Regions from separate parts of the Homo sapiens genome. Here region 2 is linked to region 1. Evidence: chromatin contacts called from ENCODE Hi-C or POLR2A ChIA-PET data. All regions are on one chromosome and are shown on one strand. The core of a region is the stretch at or near the end of the contact, and the rest is flanking DNA. Distances in the headings are between cores, read along the strand shown. Region 1 has its middle 56 kb from the start of GNAI1. Region 2 overlaps GNAI1 (G protein subunit alpha i1).

Region 1 (7,337 bases), core at 2,749-5,248:
TTAATGCTAGCTATTATTATTGTTGTTGCTTTTAATGATTATATGACTCTGATTGGAGGTAGATTCAGAAGCAGTGGGCTCCAATCAGGAAACAGAGAGTCAAGCTGAGAAGAGGTCCTATGAATCAGTAAAATGATTTATTAATGTTGAAAAAACCATAGGCAGGAAACCCCACAGGCATGATGACAGGTTCTAAATGTGACTGGACTGAGGTAATCAGGAAACACCATTACAGCCAAAGACCTCCACACATATTCTCTTTGTTATGGAGTCTTAGCTTTTAAACAAATTATTTATTACTATTGTCTAGCAATGAGTCCACCCTTTTATATTAGTAGGAAAAAGACATATTGGAGATGCTTTGAAAGGTGGCCTTTTACAAACAGATTCTTACATTTGCAAACAAGCCTCAGATCCCAGGTCTGTTATTGTGTTTCACAAGTTCAAACCAATTTTTCAGGCAAATTTTAATCAACATATGAAATGTCACCAATAACAATGTATTAGTGATAGACTGATGTTTTGAAAAATATCCGCTGACAAGGAGAAGCTTTCTTTATATAAAATGTATTACAGTTTTCTTCCTCTTACTACTTCATTTCAGTTTCCCCTGGAAAAAGGTCCTGGAAATGTATGGAATAAAAAAATGGATGATTGGGTAACGGTTACCCATCAATGTTAATGCACTTAATTCTACTAAATTTTATACTTAACAATGATTGAAATGGTAAATATTATGTTACATATATTTTAAAATACCACAGTTTAAAAAATAGATTACTGGGTATAAAAGTAATAGATTCATGTATAAATACGATTGTGCTAAATAACAAAGCCCACATTTATTTTTATTTTTTAGAGACAGGATTAGGTAATGACAGGCAGAGAAGTGATAGAGGGCATCAACATCTCCCTTTTTCCTCTTTCTTTCCAACATCTCCCTTCTTTCTCTCTCCAGCCAGCTTCCATCCGCTACCCCTGTCTGCCCCACTGACTCCATCATAAACTTTGAACAGTTGGGGCCTTTTAAAAGAATTAATCTGAGTCTTTTAAAAGCTATATTTCTCTGGCTGGGTTGGAGGAATGAGGCTTTAAGTTATCCTTCTGAAGCTCTATGAAATTTTTGGTTAGTATATGGCCAAACAATGAAAACACATTTAAATGCCAATATTTTTGCTCATTGACAGCTGTAGAGACAGGGTTAGGGTTTGCTTTCTTTTATCTTTTAATAGATTGGGTCTCATTATGTTGCCCAGGCTGGTCTCAAACTCCTGAGCTCAAGCCATCTTCCCACCTCAGCATCCAGAGTAGCTGGGACTGCAGGCACACACCACATTTTTGAATGTAAAGAAAAATATGTGCTTCAGTGGAAAACTACAGATTGTTAGGCCCTACAGAATACCTCTTCAGGTTATCTGGTTCTGATTCTTTGGAAGCTATTTTACCACTGTGTTAAATGTAGATAACTGATAATAATGCAAAAAAAAATTATTGTCTACAGGCATATGAAATTTTTCCTTTCTGGAGAGAGGTTTAATTGACTGCAATTTTCCCTCCCCTACTTCTGGAAAAACAGTTTTGCACCCATCTGCACATTTACTTCAATATTCCTGATCTATAAATGCATCTGTTCATGAGTTCTTGTTTGAACCAGTTATAATATCTGCCTGTTTTTAAAGATTGAGTTAAATAGCAATGAACAACTGTTTATTTTTATATCTGTGTGAGCATCATGATTTTACCATTGTGTGAAAATTATCTGTTAACAAGGACAAGGAAAGATGTTTATTTTCCTTTAGACATAAGGGAGAGAAAAAGAGTAAGTTTATAAATTTGTGTTTTACCATGTTTGAAATTATATTTTGTAATAAAGATTGTATTATTGACTGAAACATATATAAAAATGTTGAGTAGTTTTCTCAAATCCATATTGCCTTTGGAGCCCTGTTGTAGTAAAAAAATTTATACTGTGGCTCATCTGTTAACTAAAATTCCAAAAGACTGTGCAAAAATTAACCATAGGTAGCATCTTACATTTTTTCTACAGAAAAAAATTTCCACAGTAACTAAGGAAAAAAAAAAGTGTGGCACAGATTTTGACAAAAGCTCTTTAAGTAAAATTTAAAATATTTTCAATAAAATATGATTAGTATATTTTAGTTCCAAATAAAATACGCTCCTTTTCTCATATAAACATTTTATGGATGGTGCAAGTGTGTGCGTGCCCATGTGTGCAGAGAGAGTGCGTGGGGAGACATTTTAAAAATCACTGCCTTTCAAAAACACATGCTTTAGCTTCTACGGTGTCTTTAATGAACACTTTTGAGATGGATTAAACATTTCCTTATGACTGTAATGCTGCAAATATGAAAAAGAAATGTTACAACTGGGTATGTCAGGGAGGGAAAAAAGTAGCAATAGGTGTTGCTATCAGAAATTTGTTTACCTGTGTACCTTGGAAAACGTTCAATGGCTGACTAAAATTTCTAAATATTGCTAAATATTTCTAGTAAATGTATGCTTTTAGCAGGCTACATCAATTAAGAGATCTGGAGGCATTGGTTGAGATAGTAAATATTGACAATAATCTACAGTGAGTTTTATCATTAACTATGCCACTAGGAGGACCCTCATCAAACTCTTTCATTCTCCCAAGATATGTCTATTAGTCAGTTGTCCAGAGAAACACAGCCAATAGGATATATCTCCTATATTCCATATATATATATCCTATATATTCCATATATATATGGAATTGACTCTTGCTATTATGGGGGCTAACAAGTCCCAAGATTTGCAGTTGGCAAGCTAGAGACCCAGGAGAGTTGATGGTGTAGTTCTTATTTGAAGGCTCCAGAAGAGCCGATGTTTCAGTTTGAGTCCAGAGGCCTCAACCCATATAATATAGCGTGCTTGGAACTTTTTATAAATCGAGTCAGTTAATTCTCATAATAATTCTATTTGGTAGGCTTTGTGATTCCCAGTTTAAGGATAAAAAAAATTGCTTAAGAACCATAGTTGCAATTGGTACCCTGGTTTGTTTCATTTCAGATGCACTATGTTCTTCCTACTTTACCACGACTCTCACAGTATCTATGGATTCTGCCTTCTCTATCATTGTCTTTCCCTTTTTCAAAACATCAAATATGAAAATCATGGACAAGCTAAGTATTTTAATGTGTATATTATTTTTTCTATGTTTCATAAACATTCAAAGTATTCTTTAATTTGGAATATTTAACATATGAATGTATGCTATCTTCAGATTTGTGTGTGGGGGGGAGTGTATGTGTGTGTGTGTATGTGTGTGTGTACATATGTGTATATATATCTGTATATATATACATTTTTTATAAACTCAGTTGTTGTGAATACTTTCTAGAATCTGGTCACCACTAGATTAACCAGTGAAATTAAGATTTTTTGACTTACAAAATTGAGGAACAGAACTTGTATCCATGGTGACTTCACGAATATGCCGACACCTGGCAAAGCTCACTGGGAAACATCTTGTCAGCCTCTTTCAGAAATGCATATGAAAAGAGAAACAGGATAATGAGAAATTCATTGAAAAGCAACTCATGAGTAATAGAAAATTTAAAAAGTACAACTGAACTCATATTTATATCCCATGTGCCAGTCACTGTGGAAGCAACGATGACAGAAATATGATCCTTGCCCTCAAAGAGCTAATATTTTTATAGGGAGAGATAACATATATATAAAAATCACAATGAACATTAAAAGTGATGGGCACTGTAAATAAAAACACAAGGCAAAAATGTTCTTCAGGGGAGAAATTTGAGTCAGGGCTTGAGTAAAGGTAATATTTCTGAGGGAACATGGGTAGGTGGGGCAGTGAGAAATAATGTGAATAAGTCCCCTGTGGTGGAGGTGAGTAATTGAGGGATGTCCCATGGGAGGGTTGCACCCCCCACTACCAGCCCTCCCACTGACTGGTAGGTTTAAGAGTTTGAAGTAATTTGACCTTCATATGGTTAATTCCAATAGATGAATTTTAGTTATTTTCTCCGATGTGTCAGCAGACATTGAGACTTAATCACTTCCTGCATTTAGAAAGGCTTCCTTCCTTTAGCTTCTTTGACTCTTCTGTCTCCGAAAATTATTATCTTCAACAGCTGCCCTCAAATTTACACGTCTATCACATGTCTCCTCCAAGCTCCATTTGTCTCCTCTAAGTGGTTCCATAGGCAGATAAAAGTTTTTCTACCTGAAACTGAAAGTAAACATGTTCTTTCTCCTCCTCCTCCATTGCAAGCCTGGAATCGCTCCAGTTCTTTTTCAAAGCAAATAGCATAATCATCTAACTAGTTGCTAAAATCAGCAATTCAAGAGTCATCCTTGATACCTCCCTCTCCCAGATAACACCAGATCCAGTGCATCCAAACTCGTGTCAATTTTACCTCCCAGCTATCTCTCAAATCCACCTCTTCTCTATCCCTCCCTCACTGTTCTTTAGCTAGGCTGGCTTATTTTGGTTTCTAGAATGTACTTTGCTTCTTTTTGCTTTGATGAATTTGCATATGCAGTGTTTATTATTTGGAATCTTCTATCCCAACCATCCCACCATTAAAAACCATTATTGTTTTCAGACCACAGCTCAAATACAACTTTCTTTCTTTTTTTTTTTTTTTTTTCTGAGATGGAGTTTCAGTCTCATTGCCCAGGCTGGAGTGCAATGGCTCTATCTGGGCTCACTGCAACCTCCGCCCCTGGGTTCAAGTGATTCTCCTGCCTCAGCCTCTCAAGTAGCTGGGATTACAGGCATGCGCCACCATGCCCAGCTAATTTTGTATTTTTGGTAGAGATGGTGTTTCTCCATGTTTGTCAGGCTGGTCTCGAACTCCCGACCTCAGCCTCAGCCTCCCAAAGTGCTGGGATTACAGGCGTGAGCCACCATGCCCAAATACAACTTTCTTGATGATGACTTTTTCATCCTCCAGATTAGAACTTTTCTCTTGGTTATATCTTCTCATAACTCCTGTAGTTCTCCTTTGCATCTGTATCGCAATTATACTTACAAGGTTAATTTTGTAATTATTTATCAAATTAGTTTATTAGTCACCACTAGGCTATAAATTACATGAGGGCGAGAACTGGCTGTCTTGTCCTAATGCGTAATATAAGTTAAATATATACTTGATGAATGAATGGCAGAATGAATAAACTAGAGGCAAGGAGGTTGGAAAAGAGGCAGTAATTTAGGCTTGTATTAATGCAGAAGTAGGTAGGCTGGAATAGATGGAAAAGTTTTGAGGTTAAAAATGCATAACACAAACTTAGCAACTACAGAATAGTTTTGAGGAATGGTTTAAGAAAATAAGATGTGTTTACTTTTTGGATGCAGGGATTTAGGCGAAGGGAGAATCAAGGAGGACTCCTAAGTTTCAAGGTTGGTTGTTCATTGACTGTTTAATGTGAGAAGTGCTCAGGGCTGAGACCAGAGGCCAGGGAATATCAACAGGAAGGGGTTGAGGGCAGCAGCAGAGGAGAACCGACACACACACACATACACACGTACACATATACATCTATTTTTTTAATCTACTCACCTATCTGTAGATCTAGTGCATGAGATAACACTGATATCTCCAATTCCTATCTAACACTACAGGATTAATTCTAGCTTTTTCCCTTTTCCTATTGGTACCTCTTTTCATTGACAGTAAGAAACCTAGCTCTCATTACACTTAATGTATTTACTAATTTTATCAATATTCTTGTATGTAACTAATGTCCTGTTACCGTCACCATTTTTTCTTACACAGATAACTTTCTTTTTCTACAAGGGATATGATACTTTTTAACAGGCAGATAGCTGCACGGACATCCTCCTGGCCCCTCTAAGGCTCTGACACCCTGAACCAGACAAAATTCCTGTGCAAAAGCCCTCCTCACTCTGCTTGGGTTTCCACATCCAACATCAGGCCACCTCCCAGCATAGATGTCCTCCTCACTCTGTAAGGGTTATGACACTCCATGCGAGTCTATTCACCTCCTGAACGTACGCCATATACACCCCACTGGGGTGTATGCACTAGGAGGGTGCAACCCCTCCCCATTCCAAAGTCTGCATAGCTCAGACTCACCAACAACTTTTGGGGAGGATCATAAGGCAAAGGCAAACTACATACTCATTGTAAATCCTCTTTTTAGAATATATCATTAACATTTCCTGTATCACTAACTGACCTTCCTCTACATGACATTTTGATATTCCATTTTCTTAATGCTCCTGTCTTTTATAGGATGTTCCTTTTTCTTTTATCATGGGAATTATTGAAGATATTTAAGTAGGTAAATTTGATTTTATGTAGATCACATAATCCATACATATTACATCTCATTTTTAGGAAGTTTCATTTCATTCCTTTAGGAATAGAAATGTACTTTATTTTATTTATTTATTTATTTATTTATTTATTTATGTATTATTTGAGATGGAGTCTCACTGTCACTCTGTAGCCCAGGCTGGAGTGCAGTGGCATGATCTCGGCTCACTGCAACCTCTGCCTCCCCGGTTCAAGCAATTCTCCTGCTTCAGCTTTCTGAGTGGCTGGGATTACAGGTGCACACCACCACGACTGGCTAATTTTTCTTTTTTTTGTATTTTTATTAGAGATGGGGTTTCACCATATTGCTCAGGCTAGTCTCCAACTTCTGACCTCATGATCCGCCCCCCCCCCCCTCGACCTCCCAAAGTGCTAGGATTACAGGCCTGAGCCACCGCGCCCGGCTGAGAAATGTACTTTAAGTGAAAATATTGTGGTTGGAGCTCCAGCTTTGCTGTATAATCTTCCCTACCCAGGACCGTGATTTCTCCTCTTAAAATAAGGGCATTTAATTCATTTTCTCATCAGGGACTTTGTGCTAGTCGCTACTTCTGCCTGTATCACCCTGCCCCAGGATGTAAAATTTGTTTCCTTTGGTTGTTCCGGCCTAAATTCTCTGAAGAATTAGCATCACATAGGTATTTTTCTTTACTTCTTTCCTGTTTGGTGTGCAGAAGTCTCAAATTATCTAGGAAAGTGTCACCCAGGCTGGAGTACAATGGCGTGATCATGGCTCACAGCAGCCTCCACCTCACAGGCTCAAGCGATCATCCCACTTCAGCCTCTGGAGTGGATGGGACTACAGGTGTGCGCCACCAGATCTGGCTAATTTTTTTTTTTCTTTTTTCTTTTTTGAGACAGGGTCTAACTCTGTCACCCAGGCTGGAGTGCAGTGGCACCATCTCAGCTCACTGCAACTCTTGCCTCCTAGGCGCAAGGAATCCTTCCACCTCAGCCCCTCTAGTAGCTGGGACTACAGGCAGA
Region 2 (7,337 bases), core at 3,060-5,559, 140 kb before region 1:
TGTGGCCCTTAGGCTCTCAAGAGTCCTACTCTATGTACAGATGGTCCCCAACGTATGATGGTCCAACTTAACAATTTTTCAACTTTACATTGGTGCGAAACTGGTATGCATTCAGTTAGAAACCATATTTCAAGTACCCATGCAATCAATCTGTTTTTCATTTTCAGTACAGTATCCAAGAAAATTACATGAGATATCCTTTATTGTAAAATAGGCTTTATGCTATCTTGTCCAACTGTATGCTAATCTAAGTGTTCTGAGCACCTTTAAGTTAGGCCAGGCTAAGCTACATTTGGTAGGTTAGGTGTATTAAATGCATTTTCAAAATAAGGTATTATCAACTTACAGTGGGCTTTTCAGGACTTAACCCACGGTAAGTCAAGGAGCACCTGTACTTTCTTCTAGGTGACAACTTCTTTTACTAAAAGTGGCACTCTTATCTGCTAAAATAGTCTCTGTCTAGTATTCTATGCATGTTTCCTCAAATTATCTCATTTTTAATCAATTAAAAATATTTTGGCCAGGTGCGGTGGCTCACACCTGTAATCCCAGCACTTTGGGCGGCCGAGGTGGGCGGATTACCTGAGGTCAGGAGTTCGAGACCAGCCCGACCGACATGGAGAAACCCCGTCTCTACTAAAAATACAAGATTAGTTGGGTGTAGTGTCGCATGCCTGTAATCCCAGCTACTCGGGAACCTGAGGCAGGAGAATTGCTTGTACCCGGGAGGCGGATGTTGCGGTGAGCCGAGATCGCACCATTGCGCTCCAGCCTGGGAAACAAGAACGAAACTCTGTCTCAGGAAAAAAAAAAAAAAAAAAATTAAATTTGAAGAACTAGCTCCTTCAATGACAGTGTTTCCATCCACTTTACGGATGGAGACCTAGGAAGACGGGCAGTAAAATCAAAGAAGCTGGAAATATTTGACCTTATACACAATACTCAGGAAGATTTATTACATGGTGGGACTATTCCAGTTGAGGCCTAATCAGCTCTGGCTTGGACAATTGCAGCTGATTCCTGTCTGTGCATATTTGGGTGTCTCTGGCCTCTGGACTTGATGAAATGTGAAATTTCGTAACTTTTAAAGTAACTACAAAATCCAACTAAATAAGAGAAATCACAACAGACACCAAAGCAAACAGTAATTGGTTTAAAAAAATGCCTGGGAAACAGGCCAGTGGGATTGTGAAACGTAAACTTCTTTATATAAATGCATTTCAACTGTTAAGAAAGGGTTTTGAAAAGAACTAAAAAAGAAAACTGGCTGGGCGCAGTGGCTCACGTCTGTAATCCCAGCACTTTGGGAGGCCGAGGCGGTCAGATCACAAGGTCAGGTGATCAAGACCATCCTGGCCAACATGGTGAAACCCCCCTTTACTAAAAATACAAAAATTAGCTGGGTGTAGTGGCGCATGCCTGTAATCCCAGCTACTCGGGAGGCTGAGGCAGGACAATTGCTTGAACCATGGAGTTGGAGGTTGCAGAGAGTGGAGATTGCACGACTGCACTCCAGCCTGGTGAAGGAGCAAGACTCCATACCAAAAAAAAAAAAAAAAAAAAAAAAAGAAAATTTCCAACCTAACATTAAAATATAAACTCTCTCATACTATTGGTTACATTAAAACGACAGAAGTGTCCTCAAGTTGATTAGAGATTGCATTTTCTCATTTTCCAGTATCAATATGTGAGACACTTAGTTTTCATTATGAAAACGAATTATGAGAGTTTTGTTTTTGAGGCATTTCATTCAAAGCACGTATCAACAACCATTTGTTAAGCACTGATTATGATTTTAAAGGCACCTTAAAACTATTATTTATAATCAAATAACAGCAAATTGTATTGACGGCTTATACATTCCACACTCCCCTCTAGGTACTTAACATGTACTGTGAACTTATTTAATGCTGACAACAACCATTAAAATTAATGGATTATTTAATCCTTATTTATTTTCAGATGATATAAATGGAGGCAGAGCAAAACTAAATTATTTGCCCAGATTTTCCCAGTTAATAAGAAATTGAGCCAGGATTTGAAGCCAGACGGGGTGCCAGAGCCTAGGATTTTCACCATCACTTTCTACTTCCAACATAACACACTAAGCAATGATGATGCTACCATCTGTAATAATGATTACAGTATCAACTAAATTCATTTACATAAGGTGGTTCTGCAAACGGCAAATGATGTAAAAAATGGTAACTGTGCTCTTAAGTAGCTTCACATCTAAGGAGTAAAAAATAGCTCTGATGAAAGACATTAATAAGTATCTCCTTTTTTAAATCTGAAAAACTATTATGGCTCAGAGGAACTCAAGGGCAGAGTGGGGATAGGCGAAACACTACTTACACATTTTCTGGAAATAAGGTAGCATCTTTGGGGTCCTCTGACAGACATGGAGTCAGAAGCTCTAGGTTTAAAACCTTCATCTGGTCTTGCTCAAGTTAATTAACCTCTTTAAGCCTTTTTTGATCTCTAGTTACTGTCAGTATTCAATGAGAACATATGGATTTTAATCAGTACTTTTTCAGTAACAAACTGAATTCGATTAAACTAGATTAGGCATAAAAAAGTAGACTTTTAGAAGGTTACTGAAATGAAGAGAATTTTAGAAACCACAAGCGCCTTAGGGACTTTAAGAATGGCAACTGGGACAATGATTGGCTCACTCGTCCAATGCTGGAGGACTCGGATTGGTCAGGTCTAAGCCTAGAGACGGAGAAGTAAGAAATGCGATTGGCAGCTCTATCAGAATCATGTAGTTCCCAGAAGGGCACCCTGAAGAACAGATGCCAGAGGAGTCTAAAAGAGGTATCACAAACAAATTTAAAAGTGCCAAATTTAAAAGTGCCAATACATTTTACACACCATTTTAAAAGTGCTAATAAAAATAACATTGACAGACACAAATGAACACTTCCCACATTGTAGGCACTGCTCTAAGCATATCACATGTAGTAAGTAATACAGTACTTGGAGGAAAGCCCAGGTTATGCACAGGACACTATTTGGATACAGTGTAGAAAGGAACAGGCCTCAGGTGATGAAGAGCATTAAATGGCAGGCTAACTTATACTTAATTTTATTGACAAATCAGAGCCAATGCAGATCAAGGAATAGAAGGTGATAGGGCCACAGTTCTACATTAGGATAACTAACCTGGGTTTTTCGAGAAGAGAGAAATGGGAGGTGGGGAATTTAACTAATAATGCCATTTTAAGAGGAAGTTTAGCAAAGACTTGAATAGGTAGTAGTAGGAATAGAAAGGAAAACAAACAAAAAACAGATTTAAGGCTTTGTAGAACTGTCAGTAAATTGAAATGGAGATTAGGAATCAGAAGAGTTCCACCTAATGCATGCAGGGCTTAAAACTTAGATGACAGGTTGATAGGTGCAGCAAACCACCATGGCACATGTATACATATGTAACCAACCTGCATGTTCAGCACACGTATCCCAGAACTTAAACTAAAAAGTTCCCCATTGAAGGAATAAATGATGATGGTACTTAGTAAGGAAAAATGGCAAAGTCAGGGTGAGAACTGGTGTAAGGAGAGAATGATGATGAATTTAGTTTTGAATATAATGAGTTAAAAAGCAGGCAATGCATTCTCAGAAGGGGATATCAAGAAGGCAATTCCAAATGTGGCATCACATCTCATAGCTTGGAACAGGGAAAATCTGAGCTTCTGGAGTAGCTGAAATTGTAAAAAGAGCATAGAAAAAGAAGAAATGAAGAAACAACAGACTGATACTTAAATTCTAATCCAAAATGTACTTAGCCAATAGGTTTGTAAAATTTTAAAAATTTAAATTTATTAGGATTTATTAACACAATTACACAGAATAAAGTTCAGGATTTCATTAATGATGGTCACCAATATGTGCTTCTTTGTGGCTTTTTAACCCATAATTCTCATGATTCAAATTTATTCATATTATAGTTGAATTTCATACACAGCTTCACAATGTGGATATTACAGGTCCACCAGTAAAATTAATGAAAACATATCTTTCATGAAAGGCACATAAAGAATCTAAACTAACACATTTAAGGAACTTTGATAACTTTGAATTTCTTTACATTACAAAGAAGAAAATCCTCCAAATGAAACAGATATGAATATAGTTTATGGTTACACACACACACACACACACACACACACACACAAATATACTTCAACCCAGTGACAACACGTAACTTGGAAACTACTTACCAGCAACGTGTACTGAAAGACTAACCTTTTCCAAGATGAGTAAAAAAAGGAGGGTGGGGTGGGGAGTGCTGTTTACTTTGCTGAAACAAGGTCAGAGATGACACATCATGAATAATCAAAAGAAAATTATTCTATCAAAGCTCAGTATCTAGCTGATACATAACACTTATTTGAGCACACATATAATCACTGACTTATTAAACACTATTACTCATTTTCTAAGTGTAATCGTCCATTTCATTCTCAGAAATAATAGTATAATTGAAAAAGAAATGATATAATCTCAAGCAAGTGGAGAAATTTGAATTATCTAAGGGAAAAAAGTAATTTTAACATAGTGTGATAATTACATTTGAAATTAGTTATATGTATAAATTTAAATCTTGCATTATATCAGCAATAGAGTATTCAAAGATCCTTCTTGTTATCTTCCCAACAAGGAGCTATCATGTATGCTAGGTACAAGAGACTCCTCAAGGGAAATAAAAGCCTCACCAATCAATGTCTCAAAATTCATTATGTCCACAGGTTTTTTTTTTACCCACAAAAATGCTCTTAGGATCCCTCCAAACTTAGTTATAAACAAAAATGTAGTTATTTAAAGTGAATAAAAATTAAGATGACATCACCTTTGAGGCAATGCATTCATATCAGCCAAATATTAAAATTCAGAGTGAAAACAAGTGAATAAAAACTAAGTGTGTACAATAAGTCTAAGACAGTATATCCTCAGAAATCTGAAATTTTAGTTTTTCAAACCAAATCTAACGTGGAATCTAATGTAAAATTAAATTATTTTATTTTCTTAAAGTAGGAAAAATCAAAATGCATACAATGTTTAAATAGTTGATCCAAAGGCAGGTGTATTCATCTTAAGAACATTTCAATAAAACACATAAAATTTAAAGAACAAATCATGTTATTAAAATAGTCTGTGCAATGTTTGTACAAATAACATTTTTATTAATACAAGTATACATATAATCTAGATAAGGGCTGTAATGTTTCCTAATATTAATTACTGTACTTAAAAATTTACAGGACATGAACATAAATAAAGCTGTTTAAAACTGGCAAACGTAGTAATAGTCTGTCATTCAGTACAAGGTATATTTATGTTATTTCCAAAGCCATCACCCTAAAATCCTAAGTTGCCACTCTTAAAACCTAAAAATAATGTCGAAAACTAAAGTCATAAATACATGTATACATACATTTGCATATTTACACTTATGCAGAAATCATCAATATACTAGAGCCCAGCTTTAACACTGTCCTTCAGTTTCACACTGCAGGACCATCTGTCACATTTAAGAAAGGTCCTTCTGTTACTTTCAGTTAAAAAAACAAAACAGAACAACTTTGGTCAAGTCCCAGATGCATTTGCCTTATATTACATTCTGTGTTGCTGCAAGACTCTAGTCTACAGAGATCCATATATAAGTACTCATTTGGTTTGAAAATGCATTTTACCATGAACTGCAAAACTTAAAAGAGACCACAATCTTTTAGATTATTTTTTATGATGACATCTGTTACAGCATCAAAAACAAACTGCACATTCTTAGTATCTGTGGCACATGTGAAGTGGGTGTATATTTCCTTTGTGTCCTTTCTTTTATTGAGGTCTTCAAACTGACATTGAATATATGCAGCTGCCTCTTCATATGTGTTTGATCCTGAGATGGAAAAAGGAAAGAAACATAAATGCAAAAAGTTAAAATAACTGCTTAAAATACTGAATTCAGTTTCATACATATGAAACTGAAGTCAGTTTCATACAGTTTCATTCATGGACTCCTTAACTGTGCTTTCCCTTCTAGAATGGGAGACACTATTTCTTCTAAATGAAAAACACTCCATGTTAATTACCTTTAATGACTAAGTTATCCCTTAAACAAAAAATTTCCTTTACATGGCATTCCGTGTTCATCATGATCTTTGTTCCTGCCTCAATCCTCAAATGCCAGATCTTTTATCCTCTTATCCTCTGTCCTCTACACCCCAGCTCAGATGCTTGACGACGGCATGCTATTTCAGTTCTGGCCCAATGGTGGATCAAAAAATGTTGGCTGAATGCTGATCAGTATTTTTTCCTCCCTTTTCTATATATACATTAATTTGCATTCTTCACTCATTTTTCTTTATTCAAAAATTGTACCAAGGTCTACAATGATGTTTAGGAGTATGAGGTTACAAAAAAAGTGAATGACACACTCCAGCTTTCAGGTTATTGACTATAAAAGACTTCCTCTGAGTACAAACACTCCAGAAATTGTTTGGCAATATCTAAAGATAATCACACACACACTCTGACCCCGCAATTCAGTTTCTAGATATACACTTGACAGAACTGTGTATCACTGAAGACACAGAAGAAGTGAGAATGAAAGTACTCAGTAACATGAATTAATCTCCTAAGTGTACTGTTGAGCAAAAGAAGCTAGATGCAAAAAGATCGCATACTGTATGATCCAACAATGTTTGAAAAATGAACTGGTGAGGACAAAAACCTCACCAATAGTGTCTGTGGAACATGTGAAGTGGGTGTATATTTCCTTTGTGTTCTTTCTTTTATTAAGGTCTTCAGTGATTATCAGTGAGTAATCAGTGATTACTATGTGTATGGGTTGTGATTGTGTTATGTGTGTGTTGTGGGGAGGGTTTGATTGGTTAAGACTGAGAGGAAGCATGATGGGGCTTTCTGGGGTCCTGAAGCTGTTTGGTTTCTTGACCTGAGTGGTGGATACTGGTACATTAACCTTTAAACACGCACTTATGCTGAGGGTGTGTGTGTACGTATGTATGTATGTACATAATATTATAATATACATTAATGTATATAATGTAATGCTCTATGTAATGCTTCAATAAAAAAACTGAAAAACATTCAAATTTCATTTGGAAAAAAACTGTTTAAACCCCTCTTTTGTAGTAATAATCCAAAATTATCTGCCAGACTTTCAAGGTCCTCTACTACCCAGCCTGCTCTGCAGTGCCATCATTCTGAGATCCTCTCCTCCACACTGGCGCTCACCCCAGGTCCATGTCGTGAGGACCTAACATGCAAACTGCCACCTGTGGTACTGTAGTACTTCCTCTTCATTCTACTTC

The links. Hi-C counts contacts between places; a loop is a spot of excess contacts on that map. ChIA-PET counts read pairs that join two places held with the same protein, here RNA polymerase II (POLR2A). Pooled maps may share reads with other maps.
Region 2: a loop to region 1 is called in a pooled map, with 5 times the contacts of the local background. The contact joins two enhancer-like sites. A Hi-C loop is called at or near these places in 1 of 168 maps with a recorded cell type or tissue (IMR-90) and 4 of 50 pooled maps. POLR2A ChIA-PET finds 5 or more read pairs at or near these places in 2 of 52 experiments (AG04450 and WTC11).

The regions. Positions count from the first base shown.
Region 1 is chr7:80,075,237-80,082,573 of GRCh38, reverse strand. No RefSeq gene overlaps it. Among named protein-coding and RNA genes, the nearest start is that of GNAI1, 56 kb to the left of the region's middle. Within about 2 kb of position 3,998, at least 2 of the 41 ENCODE cell types and tissues checked have a DNase peak (open chromatin) inside an H3K27ac peak, as active enhancers do.
Region 2 is chr7:80,215,868-80,223,204 of GRCh38, reverse strand. GNAI1 (G protein subunit alpha i1) reads right to left here. Exons shown (of 8, transcript NM_002069.6): 8 at 1-5,902. The coding sequence ends at 5,712. Among named protein-coding and RNA genes, the nearest start is that of GNAI1, 85 kb to the right of the region's middle. Within about 2 kb of position 4,309, at least 3 of the 41 ENCODE cell types and tissues checked have a DNase peak (open chromatin) inside an H3K27ac peak, as active enhancers do.